Regions from separate parts of the Mus musculus genome. Here all the other regions are linked to region 3. A link is a loop called in an ENCODE intact Hi-C map of the cell type or tissue named here. Cell type or tissue: heart. All regions are shown on one strand. Region 1 overlaps Map4k3 (mitogen-activated protein kinase kinase kinase kinase 3). Region 2 overlaps C230072F16Rik (RIKEN cDNA C230072F16 gene). Region 3 overlaps Tmem178 (transmembrane protein 178).

Evidence for each region. Hi-C counts contacts between places; a loop is a spot of excess contacts. Peaks named below come from ENCODE experiments on the same cell type or tissue, not always from the same donor. Only the 100,000 strongest peaks of a DNase experiment are listed, where the experiment ranks them.
Region 1: a loop joins it to region 3, with 6 times the contacts of the local background. A loop is called at or near these places in 8 of 42 quality-filtered maps.
Region 2: a loop joins it to region 3, with 2.1 times the contacts of the local background. A loop is called at or near these places in 6 of 42 quality-filtered maps.

Annotation. Positions count from the first base shown.
Region 1 is chr17:80,679,248-80,687,247 of GRCm38, forward strand. It overlaps Map4k3 (mitogen-activated protein kinase kinase kinase kinase 3), which reads right to left. Exons shown (of 34, transcript NM_001290345.1): 2 at 1,621-1,678. Among named protein-coding and RNA genes, the nearest start is that of Map4k3, 45 kb to the right of the region's middle. In heart, a CTCF peak has its summit at 4,799 (motif pointing right); no DNase peak of the experiment used is centred here; H3K27ac peaks cover 360 bases.
Region 2 is chr17:80,929,901-80,937,900 of GRCm38, forward strand. It overlaps C230072F16Rik (RIKEN cDNA C230072F16 gene), which reads left to right. Exons shown (of 6, transcript NR_131127.1): 5 at 2,059-2,431; 6 at 3,042-3,547. Among named protein-coding and RNA genes, the nearest start is that of Tmem178, 11 kb to the right of the region's middle. In heart, no CTCF peak of the experiment used is centred here; a DNase peak (open chromatin) is centred at 3,641; H3K4me3 peaks cover 771 bases; H3K27ac peaks cover 2,274 bases.
Region 3 is chr17:80,979,052-80,987,051 of GRCm38, forward strand. It overlaps Tmem178 (transmembrane protein 178), which reads left to right. Exons shown (of 4, transcript NM_026516.2): 2 at 7,129-7,242. Among named protein-coding and RNA genes, the nearest start is that of Tmem178, 38 kb to the left of the region's middle. In heart, CTCF peaks have their summits at 2,235 (motif pointing left) and 3,571 (motif pointing left); a DNase peak (open chromatin) is centred at 3,520; H3K27ac peaks cover 1,018 bases.

The DNA.
Region 1 (8,000 bases), 300 kb before region 3:
AGGAACAACGACAGGGGAGTAGTAGAAAGGAACGGCTTCCTTGTCTTTCTGTAACTGCGCATCTTCTAATACACAGCAATGTTGAAGACCAATAAATAAATCACAAGTCACCCAGTACACATATCAGAAAACAACTGAGTGCATGACAGCTTTCTAAGTTTCTAGTTTGATTTTTAAGGAGATTTTAAGATATACTGAGTAGATTCTGTGCCAGGACTTTAGCTCAGAGCTGAGAAAATGTTTTATTAAAATGTGGAAATATGAAAGAGCGAGGGTACAACCTTAGCAGGCTCATTCCCTCAGAGTCGTAGAAGTCTGTGAAGACAGGCAGCCTATGTGGGAGAATGACGTTAAGTCCTGGTGACTTGGGACTCCTGGCCAGATCACCAAGTAACTTCTACTCACTGATGAAAAATAAAAGGTCTGGTGAACGTGCCAGATCCTCCACTGTTGTCCGGATTTCACCAACATCAAACATCGGTCTTACAAACTGAATAGTAGAGAAACAAACAATTCCTACTGGCGATATTGGAAGGTAATTACAGTATAGGGAATCAGTAACTGCATCTAACTGAAAATGTGTTCTGTGCTCATGGTATTTTCCTGTGGTTTACACAAGCAAGCAACACATCCTCCAAGTTCCATCTTAATGGTACTTCTAAGGAATTTACCAATGAGCTAAGTCAAGGGTAGGGCAACTCTAACAGAAGGTGGTCTGGTTTTGCAGCTCAGAATGTTACTTTATATTTCAGCCTGAAGCATCTAGAATATTATTGGTCATTCAGAGAAAAGCTGGCCCATCCCTAAAAAAAAAAAAAAAAAAGAAAGTCTCTGTGTCTCTGAATAGATTTCTGTTCCCCCTGAAGCTAAAACCTAAAGTACTGGGGGCTGCATCTACCCATCAGCGTGATGGCTTGCTTACTGTAGCAAGGAGAGAGCGAGGTGGTTCAGAGGAGGATATGAGAGAGCAGTAGGCTCAGGAAGATGGAGGTTTTAGGGGAACACAAAGGAGAACAGAGTAGAGCAGACAGCTCTGAGAGGCTTTATAATGGGCTGATCAAGTCGGAAGGACTATTTAGATATAATGACACACAGGTGCTAAGAGCTGGTGAGGTCTGTTGAGAAACTCAGGACACAGAGCAAGAGGACAGGACACAAACACCCAGACTACAGCTTCCCAAATGTAGGCCGGTCTTTCCCACTGGACCACACTTGCCTCTCATAACAGAGCAATGTCATCTGGAAATAAGTAAGCTAGTATAAACTTGCCACAGTTAGTCTGGGGAGTTCTGATGTCACATCCCCTGCGGACCTACTCTCCATCCCAGAGCTACCAACCATTTCTCTAGGAAAACCTGAGCAAAGCCCATGCTGGGCTCAGAGAGGAAGAAGGAAGGAGAGACACTGAGCAAACCAGCGAATGGTAATCAAACATCAAAATAAGCATTAGCCAGGCATGCCTACAATTGCAGGACGTAGGATGCTGGGGTATGAAGATCAATAGTTTAAGATCAACCTGAACTACAAAGACCATTTTTTAAAAATGAACTATAAAAAAATTACTCTATGATATACAATGACTTTCTAGCAATAAAAAACATCAAATTTCAAATAATTTACCTGGTTCCAATTTTATCACTTTAATTGCTGCTAATTCTCCAGTGTTGACATTCCGTGCCTAAAAGAAGAAGAGGAAAGATCATGAAAAAAAAAGCTATAATAAGCTTATCAGTTTATTGTTTATTTTCAATCATAAATATTTTTAAAGTATCTAATTTACATTATAATTAAATTTACAATCTAATTTACAGCCAGCCAGCACCAAGTCCTTCATAATGAATCCCAGCACTAAGTGTAAACTTACTGCCACACTAACTGGGCACTGTTCTAAGTGGCTTGATACTCACTTGATTCTTACAGGACCTGTAAGGTAAAAACCAGTCCTGTTCCGTGTTGCAAATAAGAAAAACGAAGTGAAAAGCCTGCTTGGTCATACCACTGGCTACGTGGAAGCACTGGGACTCAAAGCCAGGAAGTCTTCTCCAGACTTCCTAGTGAATTCCTCCAAGCATTACACTACAGAGCTCTTCATGCAAAGGCTGGGAGAACTACAGAGGGGATTGGCCTGAAATCTTTAATTAGAATCTAACTATGAAAGCAGCCCCCTTATGTCACTTCAAATCCACATGTTGCCAATAAAATCAATGTATTCAAAATAAGCCACTCATGAAAAATAAAATTAATTTAAAAATCGATTCATGGAGCTGGGGATTTGGCTCAATTGGTGGAATACTTGCACGGCAGCCTGAAGCCCTGAGTTCTACCCCCAACTTAGTAAAACCAGGCATGATGGCACACATCTTTAACCACAGCACTATAATCCACTGGTGGAGACAGGAAAATCCGAAGTTCAAGATAATCCTCAGTTACTACAGAAATTGAAGGATAGCCTGGGCTATATGACATCTTTAATCTAAAAAGGGAGGGATGGACAGACAGAAGCTAGCCAATTCATAAGCTGGGTATGAGGGCATGCCTGCCAATCCTAGCACTTAGGAAGAGTCAGGAAGACTGTTCAAAATTAGAGACCATCTTGAGCTACACAACCCTGCCTTCTGCCTCAAAAATCAATCAGATATTAGACTATGAGTGTTTACAACTGTTTATCTAAGTAGAAAATATCTATGAACTTGATTTTAAAAAAATGGCAGTAAATCTTTAACAATTTAAGATGCTATAAAACTGGATAAGAATTTTCAAAGTATTTTAGTGTTTACATTTAATTAATTTTTATATCAGTCTAAAGGGAAAAACATAAGCAATCCCACGATTATAGGAAGATCTTATCATATGGCCAGGATTAGATTTAGCTGCAGTCCTCCCTTAGTAATAGATGGGGAAAATCTGACAATTAACATGGGAGTACCAGGGCATTAAAATACCAGCAGAGGGACTGGGGAGGGGGCTCACGGGTAAAACACTTGTTGTGCTGAAGTTGGGGGTCAGAATGGAATTCAGCTTCCCAAGATTCATGTAAAACCCAGCTCTCTGGAGGCCCAGGCAGGGAACCCCCACAGCAAGCTGGCTACAGAGACAGCAGGAGCAGCTAGCTCTGGACTCAGTTAGGGACCCTGCCTCGACGTGTAAGATGAGAGCACTGAAGATGCCTCCAGCCGTCAAACTTGGGTCTCTGAACACATCTGCATACATGTCCTCTCAACACCTGCACACACCTGAGTCCCCATACACAAAGGCGTGCATATGCAGCATTCACACACCAACAAATATACTCCTTCCCTCCACTAACACACGTAAGCAAACTAGGGAAGTACACAAGAAAGCAGAAAAAAAAGTTAAGCTCTTACTAAAAATATGCACTTAAGACTCTCCCAGGGCCGGGAGAAGGTTCCCGTGGTAATGTGCTTGCTGAACAGGCAATAGGGTCTGAGTCTAAGTCCTCGGCAGCCACAGAAAAGCAGGGCACAGGTATCGAGTATGGCTACACATGCCTGTCATCCCAGCATCCGGATGATCTCTGCTCCAGAAAGTATGTTGGCAGTTGATAGGTGACACTGATGCCAACTTCTGACCTCAACACACACAAACATGCACAAACACACATTATACATATGCCACACACTACTTTTTTAGAGTCATCGTGGTGGCACAGACCTTTAATCCTAGCACTTCATTTGATGAGAGGGAGAGGCAGGTGTGTCGGTTGACACGAGTTCAAGGCTAGCCTGGTTTACAAAGTTAGTTCCAGGTCAGCCAAGGTTACAAAGTGAGACTCTGCCTTAATTTTTTTTTTAAATCCAAAAGATTCTTTTTGTGGTATCTGAGTGTGATTCCCACCCCACTGTAAGCCTAAGTTGTTTGAATACTTGGTCCCCAGTTGGCTGTCTGGGAAGGGTGACGAGGAATGACCTTGTTGGAGAATGTGTCATGGGTGGGGGAGGCTGAGGTTTCAAAGCCTCCGGTCATCTCCAGTGCCCTCAGTGCCTCCTGCTCACGGTCTCTCAGCTGTTTCTACCCCATGCCTTCGCTCCCTCCTCATGAACTCCAACGCTCTGGAAAAGCCAATCCAATAAACACTTTCTTCTCTAAGTTCCTTACATCACAGTGTTTTAACAAAGCAGTAGGAAAGTAACTAATATATTCCCTATAGAAAGTTAAAAATTTAAAAAATGCAGGGAAAACTCATTTAAAAATCTTATCTTTAGGGCTGAAGGAGATGGTGAAGCGGTTAAAAGCACCGGATGCTTTTCCAGCACCCTCATGACGGCTCTCCACCATTCCTATTCCAGGGGATTCAATGCCCTCTCCTGGCCCCCATGGGCACCAGGCACATACAACACAAACATAAGGCAAATATACATATAAAAAAGTTTTTAAAAATTCTTCAACTTATAATCTTCATCACTAACAAATACTCACGATGCCCATATGGAGACAATGGAAAACAGATCTGAGTACTTCTAGCCAAAGTTCCTTTCTTTTAAGTGTGACAAACCCCCCAACAGCACTGAGTAAATTCTGTTCCTTTCTCCAGGATGAGACATCACATAAACAATGAACCTGGAATGTCACTGTGGAGCATCTGCAAACAGGGACATGGTGACCTGGGGGAAACACTGGGCATCGAAAATAAAACCGGATGCTACTTCCTGACTCAGTGAATCTCTAATCAGACCTGTTCAAAAGTCTCACTTGTTTACTGAAAAGAGGTATGGTGACTCCACTGTGTGACATCACAACGTGAAGCTGATTGATCAGAGCTGAAAATTTGTTCCCAGAGGCCACAGGAGGGCACACTCTTCATGGACAAAGTCACAAATGTCCTTTCAAAATGGCTGCTGCACTCAAAATACTTGGCTAAGAGCTGATTTACTCAGAGCTCTCATTAGCCATATTCAGCTGAGAAATCATGACAGTAAACTCCTAGTGAGCAGGTGAAATAAGCCACTAGTCACTATGCTTTCAGAGGGTCTGTCACTACTCTTTGACTTATTAATTCAAAAGGTCTGTCAAAAACTTGCTATAAGGTATCAGTTCCAAACCCCAGTCTCTCTGGGATGAATAATTAACTTCTGGTGCTCTCTTTCCAGTGGCCGGAGCCAGGCGGCTTAAGAGCTCCCCCTCCTCCTGCTTTCTGCAGTGCAACTCAGTGTATCTTACTTGGTAATACTCTGTGAGGGCGGGGTAGAGGTCCAAAGGAAGTCAGGGGACTTCTATTTCAGAGCCTTTTCTCATCAGAAACCATGGAGTTTTGAATGCATTATGATTGTGTGGCACACTGGTAGCTGCAGACATGGGATTTTAGTAACTAAGATGCCGAGGCAGTACGAGAGTGCAATGCCAATCAAGACTATGTAGCAAAACCCTATCTTTAAAAAAAAAAATCACTTATTTCAGGATTAAGTCAATAATATCTCAAATATTTATTCTGGATTTATCAGTTTTGATTCAGCTCAAGCAATTTAGTTTTCAAATGAGCAAGGCTAACATTCCAAGATATTAGCATGTATGAACTTTAAAAAAAAAAAACCAAAGTCAGTATTGCAATAGAATTTTCATACTTCTTAAAAGCAGACACTGAAGTGGCCTGCCATGAGCATTACACCTTGCTGTTTGTTGACAGCCCTCAGAGGACTCCACAGCAGTTTCCCTTTCACTGAGGACCTCACTGCGGCCACTTCATAGATTAGTTAGTGGAGCACCATCACTGCTGAATTTTAGAATATTTCACCACAGCACCAAAACAAAAGCAAGCCCCTAAGCCCACAGCGATCATTCCCACTCTCCCGTCCCTGGGGTCTTGAGTAGTATGGATGTTTCACTAAATGGAACTGAGCAACACGGGGTCACTGGTTAGTGCTCCTGCTACTCAGAATGTTCTTATTCACAAATACTATCACGTTGCAGAGAAATACAGTCGGGCTTTCTACTCATCGCTGAAGGATACAGAAGGAGGTAGTTAATCCTCAGTGTCAACTCAACTGGCCTAGGGTCCCTGAGGAAACACGTTTCTGGGCATATCTGTGCTTGCAGAGATTATAAGTGAGGAAGAAGACCACCGGCGACTGTAGCCGGCATCATCCCATGGGCTGAGGCCCCAGCCCAGACTCAGGGGAGGGGGAAGCCGGCTGAGCATCCCTGCTGTTCTGAGGCATGCCAAGAGGATTCGCAGGTCCACACTTCCAACACGATGGAGCTCCCTTCGCAGCCATTCGCAGCCGTGAGGATTCACGCCCCATCTAACCGGGAGCCAAAATAAAGCTTCCCTCTTCCCCTCAAGGTGCTTCTTTTCAGGTGTTTGCTCAGAGTGACAAGAACAGTACACATAACACATGGGTTCTTTTCATATTCGTGTGTTATAAATACTACTTACTACTATATATGAAACCATATAAATGTCTGGGTAAACCTGTTTCTAATTCTCTCAAATACAGACCTTAAATGTACTAAAAAATGCTGGGCTGTATAATATTCCAGGCCCATGACTTTGAAGATGGATCACTAGAATGGAAAAGTTGTTTGAAGAGCTGCCAAATTGTTTTCCAAAGCAGCTCTAGTGTCTTGTACTATCTCAACTAACACATTCTGCTTCAGTTCCCCATAGCCTTGGAACTCTGTTACTTTGTGTTTTCCTTTGGCTCTCCCATGGGGATGCCCACCCGCCTCTAGAACCCAGTTACAGGTGTGCGTCATCACTCCTAGCGCATCCACTTAAAACACCACCAGAAGTTTAGACCTTAATCTGCACACCATGCACACTTTCTCTCCCATTAGGAGCTCTTCTCATTTCCCCTCCCGTCTCACTGGCCTAGCAGGCAAGCACATCAGCTTGGGGCTACACCTTAGTGCCCGCCTTCATCTCCTTGATGCATTAATGTATTTATTTTGATGAAGTCCAACGTGGCTTGTTTTGTCCCTCTGTGTTTCTCGACGGTTGAGAAAGCTAGCATGCCAGAGCTCTTTGCCAACAGGCTTTACTTTCCACCCGTACATTAAGGTCAATGATCCACTTTTAGTAACTTTCTGTATGATGTTGCACCATAGGGAGTTTCCAATTTCATTCTTGTGCATGTGAATATGAAGTTGTGAAACACAGTATTTTTAACTTCAATAAAACCCTTTATTATCTGGCCCCCACCTATCTGCCTAGTTACTCCCAAAGTTTTACTTTATGCTCTGGCCAAACCAAACAAGTTGTGGTTCCTCAGCACCAGCCACACTTCTACCACAGCGCCCAGTCCTGGGCCTAGATCCCAGACCTCATATCACTAGGTCCTAAGCTTAAGAGCTAGGCTTAGGTTATCCTGACTCTGTCCCCTTAACCTATTTTCACTTCGGCACTTCCTAACACCCCCACACTCCCGCAGACCCTAGGTAATCTTTCTCAAACTGAAGAGGGCCTGATGAGAATCCTACAGATTTAGAAATAATCTCAGTCTACAAACGCTCTTGAAAATTCTTATATTTTTGATTGTGACCCTAGCTTTTAACAGCTGAGCCGTCTCTCCAGCCCATTGAAAATTCTTGATTTCAGATCTGCTTGAGATTTTGTCTGAATGAGCCATGGGGAGGCTTTCAGACAGATTAGACTAGTATAGAAAAGTTGTTTTCCTGAGCTGACTTCACACTGCTGAGCACGCTCAGGTATGAGGAGCGTCCTCTGCACATTGGAATACAGGTAAGTAAGCAGCCCAATCAAGAGGAATCACCAACACCCGGGGCAGGCCAGGTACCACAGTTAGACAACCATCGTTGTAAAAACTGACCCTTGCTGGGTACTGAGCACCTAGAGCTTTCAACACTTATCCTGTAGAAGAGGATGTTCACTGTGGACATGGAAATGGGGTGTGAAATGACAGCTAAGATTGCAATAAGCCGCAGGGTGGATCTGAGCAAGCAATGGCCACTGGATCCTTTTCCTGACCCCTCTACTCTGCAAAAACAAGATAGAAGAGACTATTTATTCCTAAGATTCCTCCTAA
Region 2 (8,000 bases), 49 kb before region 3:
TCAAAGCGCAGATCTCACAGTCACTCTCCAGCTCTGAGATACAGTGCATACCCTTTTGTGTGAAAGATTTCAATTTTGGAATCTCTTGGAATTCATTCAGTACACTGAGGGGTCATGGAGGAGGGAAGGGCGTGGTGAACTGGATGGGGTGGAGTGGGGGTGGTCCTGTCTGAAAATAGAAGCAGCTTAATAGCCAGTTTGTTTCTAAAGCTGCCACAACAAATTACTAGTAACTTAGCCACTTAATACAAGTTATCACATTGTATTTCTGTAGATCAGAAGTCCAAAATTAGGGCCTTTGGCATGAAGGCAAGGGATTTCAGATGGGTTCCTTCTGGAGACCTGGGGAAAATGGGTTCCATGTTCCTTCTGCCTTCTAGAGGTTAGCCTGCATTCTGTAGCTCATGCCAGCTTCTTCCTTCAAGGCCACTAACACTGTGGCTCTCTGTCTGTCTCTTTGTTGTCATCCTGCTCTCTTTTCCAGATTATGGCAGGAAAAAAAATCCTATGGTTATAAGATTGCACATTGATTAAATCAGATATATGTATATAATTAAGGATAATCTCTCATTTCAGCCAACTCCTGAACTTTTAGTTTTACTGCTTAAAGTGCGTGCCTGTGCATATACGCATTCATATATGTGAACATTTATGGGTTGCATGGTGTCAGGGTTGGGGGTTGGGGATTGAGATATACCCAGAGGTCAACTTCAGCTGTTTCTCAGTCAAGACCCATCCTGTGTTTTGAGACCGGATCTCTCACAGTCTAGGGATCACCAATGCACCTAGGCTAGCTGGCCAGCAAGCCTCAGCCATCCACTTGCCTCTACCTTTTCAATACTGAGATTACACACGTGTGCCACCACCCCTAGCATTTTAACGTGGCCCTGAGATTGAACTCTGATCCTCGTGCTTTGGGCAGTAAGCATTTTACTGACCAAGTTATTGCCATGTAAGGGAATATGTTCTTGGATCGTGGAGGAGACTGGCAATTACTGGATCCCACCCCAGCCACACAGCTGATATTGTAACTGAAGCACAAGGTTTTTAAATTAGACCTGACTTTTCCATCTCCTTAGGAGCTAATAACTCCCCATAGATTTTTCTTTTAAAGCTGTCTGATTGATTGGATATCAAATCAGTTTATAGGCAAGCAATAATAATACTAGCAACGTCTTAATTTTTGTTATTCAAATTATAAGGTTAATTTGCTATACATAAGCTTGGTGTCATTTTCTCTATGCCTCTTCTTCAAACATACATGGGTTTCCTCTATCTTAGGAGAGTGGGGCTTAGCTCAGTGATAGAGCGCTTATGCATGAAGCACGATAGCCTGGCTTTGGTCCTCAACATTGAAGAAAACAAACAAACAATCAACATGACAGAAAAATCCACAAAATGGCCTTTACTTTTTCTGTCCTTTGCACCTGGACAAGGCTTCCTCTGCCTTCATTGCTGGAGTTCCAACACATGCTACCTATATTTTTTTCCTCACGTTTTATTTACCCCTCAGAATCCAAAGGCTTAATGTCTGTTTTAGTCTCTTTTCCACTGGCTGCTGAGCGAGCTCCCCTGTAATTCTTTCAGTTCACCATGAAGTCCCACACCTGGAGTTCCCGTGGCTCTCCTGACTCCTCACATCTAATTTCTTGTTCTTCCACCACCTCTGTCTCTCGTGGGCACCACCCAGTGAACATTTCTGCATAGACATCATTCTGTCCTCTAAGTCTCGATGGCCAGGGCCTCAGTCTTGTAAGCTGTTCTCCTGCTTGGCTTGTTTGCCTACCCATCTACATAACTCTATCTTTTCATTAAGAGAGCTCTGTCATTGCTTTAGCTATCTTGGCCTAAGCATCGGATCTTCAGTGTCCACCTGACTCCTTTCCCCTTTGATTTACCCAGTGTCACAATGTCACAATGCCTGTGTCATCTCTTCTTTTGCATCTGTGCTGTCCTTATGAGTCCTCTTACTCATGCCCAAATGACTCTGGGTGCACTGTTATCATTTTCGTTGTCACCAAGGCTACAGTAATCACCTTCTTTCTTTTTTTTCCGTAGATGGTGCTGCAGCTCTTTCCCCCATTGCTTAATATCTTGATGGCATTTTAAAGACCATGGGTTCTGAATCAACCTGTTGCCGTTTTATCCAAGATTCTTCACCAAAAGTCCTCTATCCTTGCTGGACCGTGGTGCCCACTGACCATGAATGAAATTCTTCTCCCTCGCCACCAACGTGCTCCCATTCACCTGGGACCCAGCAGCATGTCTACAGCCACCTCTGTTCATGACTTCCCCATCCTCTTGACACATTACCATCACCTGAGAAATACCGAGCAGCAAAGAACTTCTGCAATGCCAACCAAACTATCACAGTTGTTCATATCCCTGCTTCTCCTGCTGTGTCCGCAGCTCTTTTTGACCATTCCTACAGGTGACAACGTTGTACACACTCATGACAGTCTTTCCATTTGTCTAGCAGATTCTTTTCCTTCTTGCTTGCATATGTGAGATGTGCGACTAGGGAACAGACTAGCAACCAGTGATCCATTTGGCTTGGGCTATGCACACCCATCTTCTAATAATGTATCAGGCACTACTTCCTGTAAGTACTATGTATACAAACATACCTCTGAATATGGAGGGTATGAGAGCAGATCTGGCACAGACTGTATTGGAGTACAAGGCAAAACTGTGTCTTTCAGTAAATTTTTAAAGGAAATCTTTTATTAGCTATCTAATACCTACCAATAATAGGGTGTACATATTAACGTCAGATGGATTAAGGGAAGAATGGCTCACAGTGAACAACTGTTAATGTGATCCAAGCTGACAGTCAAAATAGGGAATCACTTGATTACACGCCTAGCACCAAAGCTCCCTCCTCTTGTGTATCCTACAAAAAGAAGCCCCAAACAGTACTTGGAGCCTTGAGTATCTCCATACATGCGGCCCACCGTCCTCTTGCAGTATATTCTGTTCTGTTGCTTCTCTTGAATGAAGTCTCCTCACTATTTTGTAATCTGTGTGGACTTTGATTTCAGGCCAAGAACCTGGAAACACCTGGCCCAGATCCTGACTGCTATCAACACACCAACTTTGTCCAGCTTGAAAACAAAGCAGAACAAAACAAGACAAAGGCAAAGACAAAAAAACAAAACAAAACAAAAAAATCCCCCAAAGACCAAAACCAAAACAAAAAACCCACCAAAACCTCTGTTCCTTTTGTGTTTTATTTTCCTCATTAGTCATTCCTGTTAGTGAGCACACACACGCCACGCCTCATCAAAACATACTGTACCTTATTTCCATGTCACTCCCTCCCCACTTATTCTTCTTCTGAACAAAAACACTCTATTCACATTTTCTCCCTCCTCCTAGTCTTCCTCAGGTCTACTCCAGGCAAGCTCACACCCCACTACCAAGGAAACCCTTACAGTGAAGCTTCCAGCGACATCTGCACTGCCAAGGCCCACTCTGAAGTCCCAGCTCTTGTCTTGGTCAACGAGTCGCAGTCACTGACTTCGGGGGCTGATGAATCCCTTCTGTCCTGAAACACTTGCTTCTCTTGGCTCGCTCTTGGGACTCTGAACTCTTGCATCTCTCTGGCCATGTCCTTTTGCCTCCTTGTGCTTCCCTAGACTCCAATAGATGGTGATTTTCCATGTCTCAGTCCTTGACCTTTCCTGTCAAGGCTTACTCTCTGGCTGACATCATGCAGTCTCATGGTTGAAGCCTCATCTATATTTGGATTCTCTTGGTTCCGAGTTTCTATCTTTAGCCTGAACTTCTTCCTTTAACTCTCTGCTTGCACATCCCATGGCTTCCTTACTGTCGGTATCTCGCAGCTAGTAGAACTCATAGTGCACTCTGTCTGAGCTCCTGACGTGGTCCACACTTCCACTCGCCTCCAGCAGCCTGTGCTTTGTCTGCTGACTCTATTGTCACCCTTCCTTTTTGTTGTCACATTGGAAATTCTTTTGGTTTCACTTTCAAGACCTCCCCAGAAACCACACGCTTGTCGCCATCTGACAGGCTACCTCTATCCTGGTCTAAAACCTGTCAATTGCCTATGAACTAAACAAACAGCCTGCACAAGTACAGACCCTGAAGTCCCACCATGCAGACTGGACGCAGTGGCTCTGCCAGTAAAGAATGACCTGAGCAAGGTGCTCAACTCTGCTTCTCCAGGTTCCTCACTGGGAAGACTGGGATCCTAACAACAATGCTGCTACTATGACTAGAAGTTGTGGAAAGTATTAAAGAAAAAAAAAAAACACCCCACATATAAAATATTGCCAGCCCCTACCAAATAGCATATGACCAATAAATGCTAAGTATTATCTATAAAGCTATAAAAACTCCATGACAGCGGATGAAAGGTGGTCAGCAAAATCAGAGAAGTTATGGGAATAACTATTCTGCTGAGCATAAGCCAAGACGATCTTTCCATATCCAAACCTAAGACAGGTGTGGTGGTGTGTGCCAACAATCTCAGTGCTTTGGAGGCAGAGGCAAGAGGATCAAGATTTCAAGGCGATCTTCAGACAATAGTGAGCCCAAGGGAAGCCTGGGCTGCATTAGGTGCTATGTCAAAAATTCAAACATGAATAAATAAATAAAAATTAATTAATTAATACCCAGGCCCATGTTGAATCAGGATAGAGCATGTTTGCATCAACTACTCTGACCTGTGCCTGTCTCTCGGTCCATTGCACCTTGGAGCAGCTTTTATCTGTCTTACAGTTTTACAGACAGACAACCCACTGCTAAGATGCCTCGATCTGGTAGTACTTGGTATTATCATGTCGCTGTCCTCAGCTTTAAGAACAATTTCTTCTCCAAATCCCCTTCCAGATCCCAGGAATCACAGATGGCCTTAATCTCAATCTTGGCTCTATTCTTGGTCAATCCCCCAATCACTCTTAAGGATTCCATATCTGGGTTACTGTTGCTGCTACCAATGACCACATTTAAAAGTGAGCCCAGCTCGGCATCAGGTCCTCTGCCTATATACTGGAGCTTCCAGGTTAAGTGTTTTATGGGTGCTTGAGTGTGCAAACAAGAGGGTCTCTGACTCTTCTGCTTCTTGTGCTTTTTTCCTTCTGTTGGTTTGTCTTGCCCAACTTTAATGTATCTTATTATATTCGTTTTATCTTATTATATTTTATTTTGTTATATTAAGAAGTGAATGAATGAATGAATGAATGAATGAATGAATAAATGAAAACTTAGCATAAAGGTTAACAACTGAACTGTCACTTATACCTGCTGGGGACAGGAGAGGGAAAAATCAGTTTTCTCCGACAAAATAACACTGGGTGTATCAACCATTCCAGAACAGGCCTCACGTTCCATGTCGGCTGACCAGCACATAACTGGACTCCACAATTATTATTTTTTTGTGTGTATTTTCTTTGGCTATGCTTTGGCAGATCCTTTTTTTTTTTCTCTTTTGTGGTATGGTTTTTACCTTGTTTTCTTGGTTTTGAGGGGCTCTGCTGTGTTGAGTTTTTGTTTGTTTTTTGAACAGGAACTTTAAAGTTGGGTGGGTAAGGAAGGGGAAGAGGATCTAAAAGGACAGGTGAAGTGAAGAATATGATCAAAATATATTGAAATTTTAAAATTATTTTAAATAATAAGATGTAATTAAAGCTACATTAAAAACGAGCCCTATAAATCTAATTTCATGCAGCCATGAAGACCATTTTAAATTCTCATTTTACTGGGAAAAAGAAAGCCCAGGCTTTTGGAGAAATGTGGTTGCTACAGAAAAATTGTAAGCCGCCAAGTAAGACCAGAAAAACTAATAATTTCCCATAAATTCCAAGGTGAGGCCAGCCAGCCAGACCTCCATGGGTGAAAAAAAAAAAAGAGTAATTAAATAATTTTCCTGAACACCCAGCAGTAACCTTTCTTATTTGTGACTAAACTTCATCAGTAGAAACTTTAGGAATTTCTTTTGGCTAATTGTAGGGTTTTCTAGGAGAGAACCACTTTCTGTGGTATTGGGATTTCCACAAGCACAAAGTGCCTTGGCTGGAAAACACTAAGAGGCATCTCCCTCACTGCCAGCCTTCTCTCTGGCTTGCCACTCACACCATCCAAGGCTCTCCTTCACAAGCAGGTTGATGCCGACACCTAATAAATTAGGCAGATGGGGCTCATACATCAACGCCACCTACTTGGATTCCTTTTTGGTCACTGATGCGTTCCCCTCGCCCCCCCCCCCCTTAATCAGCCTCATAAATCTGACCCTGACAAGGTCCTGCCCATCTCCATCCTGTAGTAGGAGGTGAAGTGGTCATTTGTCCCCAAGCTTTCATCCCAGTCTCTCCTTGAGTGACCATCAGTGCCATGTGGTGCCCATTCATTACAGGGGCTCAGGTGTGACCATGAAGATCGTGTGTCAAGGGCTGCCAAACCGGTGACTCCTTCCAGGAGGACAGCATGGCTCTCCAAGCACTGTGCGCATCAGATGCTCGCACTCCGCAGTGCCTGATTTATCCTGGCACACTGAGTGCTGTGCTGGATAGATCACACCCTGAGCTATTTCCCCCCCCCCCCCCCAGCATCCAGCCGTTGATAGCTATCCACACCCAAGCTAATGAATACATGGAATCGTCCAGTTTTTTCAAGAGATTTATCCAAAACAAGAATTGAAGACGAAAACAGAGCTGTCCAGGGTGTGACCTTGCTCTCACAGGTGGGGACAAATGCTTATGTGATCCTGTTGATTCGAATTTGACTCAATCTTTATCTCCAGATCTTGGCCCTGAGAATCAGGAATGTTGACCCAGCTCATGCCGGCGGTGTTTATGTTCCTCATGACTTGAGCAGCGGTGTTTTCAGCCTTCTAGGAGATGTGTCATTCAGTCTGGACTGTGTCTGAATCCTTGTCCTTTCTCATGCTCTTCTTAAAAGGGGGAGGGGGTGGGGAAACATATCCCACCCAATCAGAGGAGGAGGGGAGAGGGTAATAGGAGGAAGGATTGTGTGAGGGGGTGACTGGAAGGGGGCAGTGATTGTGATATAAAGTGAATAAATAAATAAATAAATAACGAACAAATAAAAGAGGAGGGTAGTTTTTTTCTCTTTCCTTATACAGGTGTTGTTCAAGGCTGACTTAATGTCCCCTTGTCCTCTGAGAGCTTCTCTATCCCTTATTCAAGAAAAAAAAATAGTTCAGATACACTCACCCATGATTTGTGCCTGTAAGATGCAGCAGCTGTGGGCAGTCATTTCACGCCCAGGCCTTTCCAGCTCATCCACTCTAAAGACCTGGGAAGGTGAAGACACCTTATCAGGCTCCAGCAGCTCATTTATGCTGTTCACAAAACTGCATTAACCACCTTCTTTATGGGCCCATAACAAATAGGCTATTGAAAGAGTGTAATGGTTCCTCATAGTTTGGATGCATATCATCTCACAGGCAATTTATGTTTTGGGGGGTTTTAAACCGGGCCTTTGTGCTTTCTCATTAGGGCCCGGTCCTTGGAAGAAGGGTCATGTTCTGACCACAGGATTGTGAGCAGCAAGAGCGAGCAGTCTCCAGAGCTTGTTGTTGCCGATGATAAATGATAAGCAGGAGAACACGCTGTCAGTTATGCTGAGCACTTGCTCTGCGTCAGCTTCACACCCGCTGTGTCTCTAACTGCTTTGTCTCCTTTAGATTCTTCTAGCATCCTTAAGGAGGACCCTACTCTTATCCCCACTTCACAGAGGCGTGGAGTCTTCTCTTCTAACGAAGCTCTCTATTTTCCAGGGTCTCAGATCCCTGACTCCAGTCTCTCAGCTTTTTCATGCCGTTCTTCCCTTGAGCAATCTCATCTAGTCTTATGAATTTAACAGTCAATAGGCAGTTTGTACCTATATGTTGATATTGCTAATTTAAATCTCTACTCTAAATTCTCCTTACTCCCTCTGCTTGGGAACATACCCAGGGCTTTGCCCGCATCAAGAAAACATTCTACCATCAAGCCACACCCTCGCCCCAGGCTGCT
Region 3 (8,000 bases):
ACTTTTACTGTAGACACAATGCAACACAATGCTAAAGAAGCATTAGACCCGAATGCCCTATGCCAGTGGTCAACTGCCACCCCAACCTGAAGGACACCCTCCACTTTTGCACAGGGCTATCCTTGTTTGGGCACTTAATTCTAAACGGTCCAGCACTGTGCACCTCTCACCTCTCGCTGCAGTGATGACTGTCAGCCACACAGGATGCTGAGCACCTGAACCAAAACTCCTCTAAAAGAGAGAGAGAGAGCGAGAGCGAGAGCAAGAGAGAGAGAGAGAGAGAGAGAGAGAGAGAGAGAGAGAGAGAGAGACTTCCTGACCGAAGAATACATCAAAATGGCATTAAGAAGTTTCAAAGTGTCGATTATATGTTTAAAATATTAAATGGGAATATACTTCAGTTGGTAGATATGTTCCTAACATTCACAAAGCTCCAGGCTTGATCCCCCTCCACATAGAACTAGACACGGTCTTGTGTGCCTGTCGTCCCACCCAGCACTTGGGAGGTGAAAACAGGAGAGTCAGGAGTTCTGTCCATCCTTGGGCTATATGAGATTCTGTATTAAAAAAATAAAAAAAAGCAAAATTGTGGCTGAAGAGATGGATGAGCGGTTAAGAACATTGACTTTTCAGTTCCCAGCACCCACGTGGCAGCTCACAACTGCCTGCAACTCCAGTTCCAGGGGGTCTGATGCCCTCACACAGACACACATGCAGCTCAAACACCAATACACCTCAAATAGAAATAAACAAATTACACACAGAAGATCAAAATGCTATGCTTATATGTCTATACATAACAATAAAGTCAATTCCCCTGTTTACTTTTTAATATGACTCTTAGGAAGTTTGGAATTGTGTAGCACGTGGCATCTCTTCCCTCTGGACAATCCTACTCATATTTACCCCTTCAGCTTGCGTATCCTCCTTTCAGTACGTAGACTGGACGGGTTTGCCCTCGGAAGGTGCTTGCAGCTGGCCAAGGCTCTTCTAGTCAGTAGAAGCTGCCCAGTTTACTGCACTTGGCTTATTCAATTCAAGTCAGCTCTTGATAAAGGGAGCGACAAGGGGACATTTCTTTCATCTGCTTAACACCTGCTTCCCTCTGAGATGAAGTCTCTCTGACAAGAACATAGCCGCTGCCCTGACCTGTAACCCTAGGGCCGATCTCCCCCTTTAAACTGGGGTGTGTGCTGGCAGAGCTTTAAAGAAACAAAGAGTCCTTTACTTTCTGCCCATGGGCCACTTATGGAATTCCAAGTGACCCTTAAGTGTTTTAGGAAGAGTGCATACTGTCGTGACCTGCCATCGAGAGGCTCTCAAGTGTCGGAGGCCTTGCTGTTATTTTACCCTTTCCAGACTTATCTGAGAGATGCCGCGCTCTGACAAAGAAGCCATAGCGTCTGCTTATAAGGGAGTTGAGTCATGAGCGGAGAGGGTGACTCTCTGACCCACCAGAAAAGACCAAAGTCAGAACTCGGCAACCAAGGCATGAGCTCAAGAAGACAGAACTGAGTTTGGGAAGAATTGAAGGCAAGCACCGTAGGAATAGGAGGGTCATGGAAACAGGCACAGCACTGCCATGGAATACTTTTAAGGACAGAAGTGGCCTCTGGGAATTATTCTCAGGGTCAGTAAGGTAGGGCTACAGAGATTCCAGTCAATGGGAAGCCATTCACACGTTCTCACGGTGTGATATGATACACAGAAACCCTAATATCATGCACTGAGGGAGTATGAGATCTCTCTCTCTCTCTCTCTCTCTCTCTCTCTCTCTCTCTCTCTCTCTCTCAGTTGTCAAAATTGGAAAGTTGGCATATTGGCCGAACACTAAAGCTATGTAATAAATAAGTACATAATGCTTATATGTGCCAAGCACTTTATTTTTAAATAAATGCATCTATTATGGCAAGTAAAACTCTCACAGCCACTAATTTAAATCCCACGTAAGCTGGGAATAGTGGCACATAACTGTAATCCTAGCACTTGGAAGGCAGAGGCCAGCCTGGTCTAACAGCAAGCTCCAGGCCAACCAGGCCTATGTAAAGAGATCCTCTCTCAAAATGAGAGTTGTAAAAAATATAGTGGGGGCAGGAGAGATGGCCCCATACTGCTCTTCCAGAGAATCCAGAACCCAGAACCCAGGCCATGGCTCACCACACCAGTAACTGAAGTTCCAGGATATCTGGTTCCCCCTTCTGGCCTTCCTGGGCAGTAGACACATAGTGCACATACATTTGTGTAGGCAACACAATCATACACATAAATAAAAGCACACAAATCTTAAAAAAAGTAAAAAGCAATATAACATGATACTGCAAAATACAGGAAGATGACTTCAAATTACATTTAACTTATTTTTTAAAGGAAGGATTTTATGTGTATGTGTCTTGCCTATATGTTTCTCTGTATTCCATGTGTGTGCCTGGTGCTCTCAGAGACCAAAAGAGGCTACTAGATCGTTTGGAAGTGGTTTTATACATGACTATGTGTCACCACATGGGTGCTTGGAATCAAACCCAGGTTCTCTGTAAAAGCAGCCCGTGTTTTTAGCCACCGAACCTATCTCTGAGCCCATCTCTCCAGACCTCTCAGGGATTACTGAGGCCCCAGACACCGTACGTGATCACAAAGCAGATTAGACCAGCGGTGGCACACATGTGGCCTGCTGTCTGAGAGAAGAGTGATATCGACGTTAGTTGGCAATCTCTGCAGGAGCCCAGTGCTGGGAGTCTTGCACAGAAGACAGGAGTGGACAGGCAAGAGGGACCAGTGGTTGGATCACTGCCCCGGGCAACTGTTGCATGGTTCTGTTTATCCCTTTGTACACATGAGCTAATCTGCGATGGCCATTTAGGGTCCAGCCTCCTGGTATGGGGCAGTGGTTCTGTCTAATGAATGTGAGCATTTGCCAAGAGATGACTCACAGTCCAGCATTGAGGTTTATAAAGGGCTAAGCCCTTCACAATAACCCTACAGAGTCTATGCCATCAGACCTCTGCTTTTATAAGAGAGGGAACTCAGGCGCAGGTTAAAGGATTTGCTAAGTTTACACAGCTGTAATTCAAACCCACGTCCTGTCTCTCTGCCCAGGTTCGAAGCCTGAATGACGTCTCAGTGTTGAATTACTGTGAGTTTTGTAGTATCTCATACTTGCTATGTCTCTCCCTTATTTAACCTCCCCGTGTGTCCCCGCGACTCACTAGCTGTGGGGCTAGTTCACTATTGTCAGCAGTAGAAACAGCAACGATTCACCAGACCAAAGGCTCCATTCCTCATCCAGTAGGATGTATTTATTTATATATCTTATTCTATGGTTTTTTAGCATCCTTAAAGTGGCTTTACTTGGCCCTGTAAGAAGCTAATTATTCACCAAATATAGACCACGGCTTGTTCTTTTCAGCCCCCTGCATGCTTTTTCCCCTCATTGTGCGATGCCATCTGGTGCTATGAGCTCATGCTTTCTGTGCTCCTTTGCAGAGCGCCAGATTCGTCCTTTCTGAGCCCAGAAAGCAAGGTTGATTTCAGAGTTTGCTTGTGTGGCTTTGAGAGCACTGGGGTCTAACGCCTCCTAGTGGATTTTGCCGGTATCACTCCTTACCATCACCACAGGGAATTCATGCTCACCCATGTAGACTGTCCGTCCATGTCTTTCTTTCTGAGTCAATAGCTTTGGTGAGCCACCCAGCACCAGCAGGTCTTTTTCTGTGTCGTTTTTATTGGCTTAATGCTTGGGATGTGGGAAGCCAAACCCTGATAATTACACTTTCCTCTTCAAATCTGTCTCACTTTGTGCTGTGGCGGTAGAACACGTATTAAAGAGAAGGAGATCGGAAGTCTTGTGGCTGGCCTCGGATCCGTCCTTCACACACTCTTTCTCCAAAGTCCGGAGTCTCTCTGATCATTTTTTCCCCAGGAGTGGAGCACTGGGAACATAGGACATTTTCTTGTATACCGAGCTTAGGATATCAGAGCTTCCCCACCAGACCTCTGATCTTTGAGACTTTTGAGTGCTGCTCGTCAGATCTGCTCCCTCTCTTTCCACCTTCTGATGCTCGATCAGCGTCCTTGGCAATTAGACTAAGATCCAAGGGATATGAAGTGTGTCTGGTGATGTCTGCGCTGCTAGCCTCGGGTCTCACTCCAGCAGAGCACCGGCCAGGCGATTGCCCTCTTCCTGTAGCCCTGCCTCCTGGGGGACTGCGTGGTACTATGAAGGCACAGAGGAGAGAATCAGTCCCAGGGATGTTTAGAGTAGTTTAAGGGAGCACACAGTGTCTTAAGTGCAGAAGTCGTTCTAGGCAAACCATCTCTGAGTCTGAGAAAGCTGGTTTTTGTTTTGTTTTCCCAATTCCGTACCTCTTCACCAGCATGAGGCAGCTTCTAAGAGATGCAGGTGGGGAAGCCATGGAGTCAGCCATGTAGCTGGTCTAATCCCCAAATGAAATGTATCGACAGGTGTGGAAAATGGAGACAGACACAGCCCTCTGCCAGGAAGCAGCTTTGTTTCCAAAAGTGCTCACGTTGGTACTGAATTGGAAAAAAAATCGATTTTTCATATCGAATTGACCGTTTTACTTTAGAATAGCAATAACTGTAGAAATCTGTAGAATTAGCACCAGTTTCTAAAAGTTAAAGAATTCAGTTTGTCTAACCACACACACATTAAGACTTGCTTATGTCGTTGTACTGTGGCCTAGGCTAATTCCTCAACCTCTGAACTTCAGACATTTTTTGTTTAGTGGAATAATTATTCCTGGGGTCGTTGGTGAATGTCAATTGGATTACTTTTATATGTGTATGTGTGTGGTGTATTGGTATATCTCTATCTCCCCTTGTGGAGGAACAAGTATATGTGGATGCGGGTAGAAACCAGGGCTTGATGTTGGCCATCCACATAAATTACTCTGCATCTGAGATACTGAGGCAGAGCACCATACTTGAACGTGCCTGTTCCAACAGATCAGCTAGTCAGCTTGCTCTGGGGACCTTCTCTCTCTCTGGGCTTCTCCTGGGACTAGGATGGGCTGCCACGCCCAGCCAGTATTTATGTAGGTGTTGAGGATCTGAACTCCAGCCATCATGCTGATGGGGCAAGCCCTTGGCCTGCTGAGCCGTTTCCCCATCCCTCACGGAGGTTTTGTTAGATAATTTTTATGTGTAATTGGGATGATCAGGTCATCTCTGTCTTCTGGTCCATACATGGTATTCTGCATAAACTGAACTTTGTCTAGTGAACCCATTTGTATTCCCGACATGTGTCTCATCTGGTCATGGTGCATGGCTTTTTACATGTTGCTGAGTTCAGATTGCTAGTATTGGGAACAGTTTTTGCATAGAAAATATCAAAGAAAGTGGCATATTTTCCTGGAGTTGTGTAAGAGGACACAATTTTGATCTGCAGAACCCATGATATTTTTTGTTTGTCTGTTTGTTTTTTTAAAGGACCAGGGCAGGGGCGGGGAGTCGGGGGGAGATTGAGATCCAAGCTGGATGGGATGGTAAAGGTTATGCTCCCAGCACTTGGAAACTGGGAACAGGTTCATCTCTAAAGACTTACTGACTGGTCAGACTACCTAGTCTATTAGTGAGTTCCAGGCCAGTGAGAGGTCCTGTCTCAAAGAGAGAGAGAGAGAGAGAGAGAGAGAGAGAGAGAGAGAGAGAGAGAGAGAGAGAGAGAGGAAGAAAGAAAAAAGAGTGTGGGTGGGTAAAAATGGCAGAGAGACCTGAGGACTGACACCCAAGGCACAAACACAAGATATTATATAGTTTTCTTTCTTGTGATGTCTTGATTTCAGATCCAGTTGGGAAGTGTTTCCTCCACTTCTGTTTGGTTTTTGAAGAGTCAGAGGGAGTGCTGATTCTTGTTTAAACATTTGGTAAAACTCATCAGCCAAGTCTTGGGCTTTACCTCACAGGGCTGGTCTCACTAAGCTAATTACTAACTCCATCCCTTATCTTGTTATAGATACAGTCAGAATAGCTCACCTATTGCCTTGAGTTAGCCTTTGAGTTTGTGTCTTCCTAGGATATTTTATGTCCTATTTAATATTAGTTAGTGTTTGGCAGGTTTGCCAAGTATTTATTTCTATAAGATTAATCTCCTTTTGCTTTATGATTTTTTTTTAAATCCACTTTGTCTTTTTACTTTTTGGGAGTTTGCCTATCCACTAGAAATTAATTGGCATCTGTGAGTATTCTCTAGTTAACAGCTGCTGCAGTTAAAGGGCTACAACACACACACACACACACACACACACACACACACACACACACACACACACACTGTTTCTAAGGTCAGTTTAATGAGATGCATTTATCCAGACAACTGGCCAAGATGACTGACCCAGAGAAGTATGTTTTGTTTGTTGCTGAGTTTTAAGAGACGGTAGATGCTGTTCATAGAATTCGGAAGACTAGAAGGGAAGAATAGACACCAAGGCCAGTCAATAGGAGCACTGGGTACAGAGGATGAGGGGTGCACACGACCCCATGGCTACACATAGCGGTATCATATATGGGACCAGCTATGCCACCAGCTGAGGGGAAGAAAAAAAATCATAGTTCAAGTCAGTGATATTAAGGGATGACACAGCCTCTTGGAAGACTAAGTAAACTTATGTTCATCAATTATAATTACTTCCTAAACCACCGTGTCAAAGTTGTCTAAGGAAAAAATGTCTTCTAGCTTCCAAATAACACATACACTAATGAATTTTTGGGAAAAACTTAATTGAGAGTTTGAAACTAGATTAAATTCAAACAGGGTGTTCAGGCATCCATTTAGAATTCTAAGCTGGTTTTCTTCAACCGTTTGTACATTTGAGCACATCTACCCCCTCCCTCAATAGTTATGTGCTTAAGTCATATGAACTCAGTGTTGAAAAGCATTTAGTGATTATACATATATATATATAAATGCATATAAAATGGAATGTGATTTTAAAACTCTATTCCAAGCTTTTGGTTTTCGCTGCCATGAGTCGCCTCTGTTAATGACAGTAATCATGAGATTCCCTGCTCCTTCCCCATTCAACCTGGTTTAGGATAAATTATTCTGCCTTGGGCTCCAGAATTCTATTACAAATGAAGAGGCTAGTAAATCTCATTTCTTCTTTTTTTTCCAAGGTATTGCACAGCGATGCACAGCAATCAAGTACCACTTTTCTCAGCCAATCCGCTTAAGAAACATTCCTTTCAATTTAACCAAGACAATCCAGCAAGATGAATGGCACCTGCTTCGTAAGTATTCCTGGGAAAGAATTAGACAAAGATTCCACACCACTCGCTTGCGTTTGGATAGGAAAGTGTTTATCTTATGCACCCTCTGGGCTCAAGTGAACTGGGTCAGACACCCCAGGCATCCATTTGCTAATCTGTAAACACCGCGTGTTTATAATTCAAGTGTGAGAAAAACCAGGCGTTAAAGTACATGACCGGACCAAGTGGCCGTCTACCCAAGTAGCAATGTTAACTAACTTCAGGTAACGGAACTTTGGGTTGTTTTCGGTTTTGTTTTTGTAAGTTTAATTTTTAATTATGTGTATTGTGAGGGGAATTTATGCAGTAGAGTTCAGGTGCCCTTAGAGGTCAGAAGTACCTCTAGATGTCCCTGAAGCTGGTGTGACAAGTGGTTGAGAGCCACCCAACCTGGGTCCTGGGAACCAAGTTCAGATAAACAGAAGCAGTGTTTGTGCTTTAAGCCATCTTCCTCTTCCTAACCCATCCCAATCTCTTTTTAAAAACAAAGTTAGCAGGTATACGGACTTGACCTCAACACTATTCCTTAGTTGCTCTCATTTTTGCTTTTCTTATATAACATTTATTTTAGCTGCCGTGTTTAGCTCAGATCATTGCATCTTTGCTGAAATATCTTTGTGAGTATATGACATAGCTTTCTCAGAGGTAAGAGAGAGTTCCTTTCCTCGGCATCTTCGTGGAAAGAACCGCTCCTTTTCACTGTCAAGGAAATGCGAAAGTCTGGATAAAATCGGACAGCT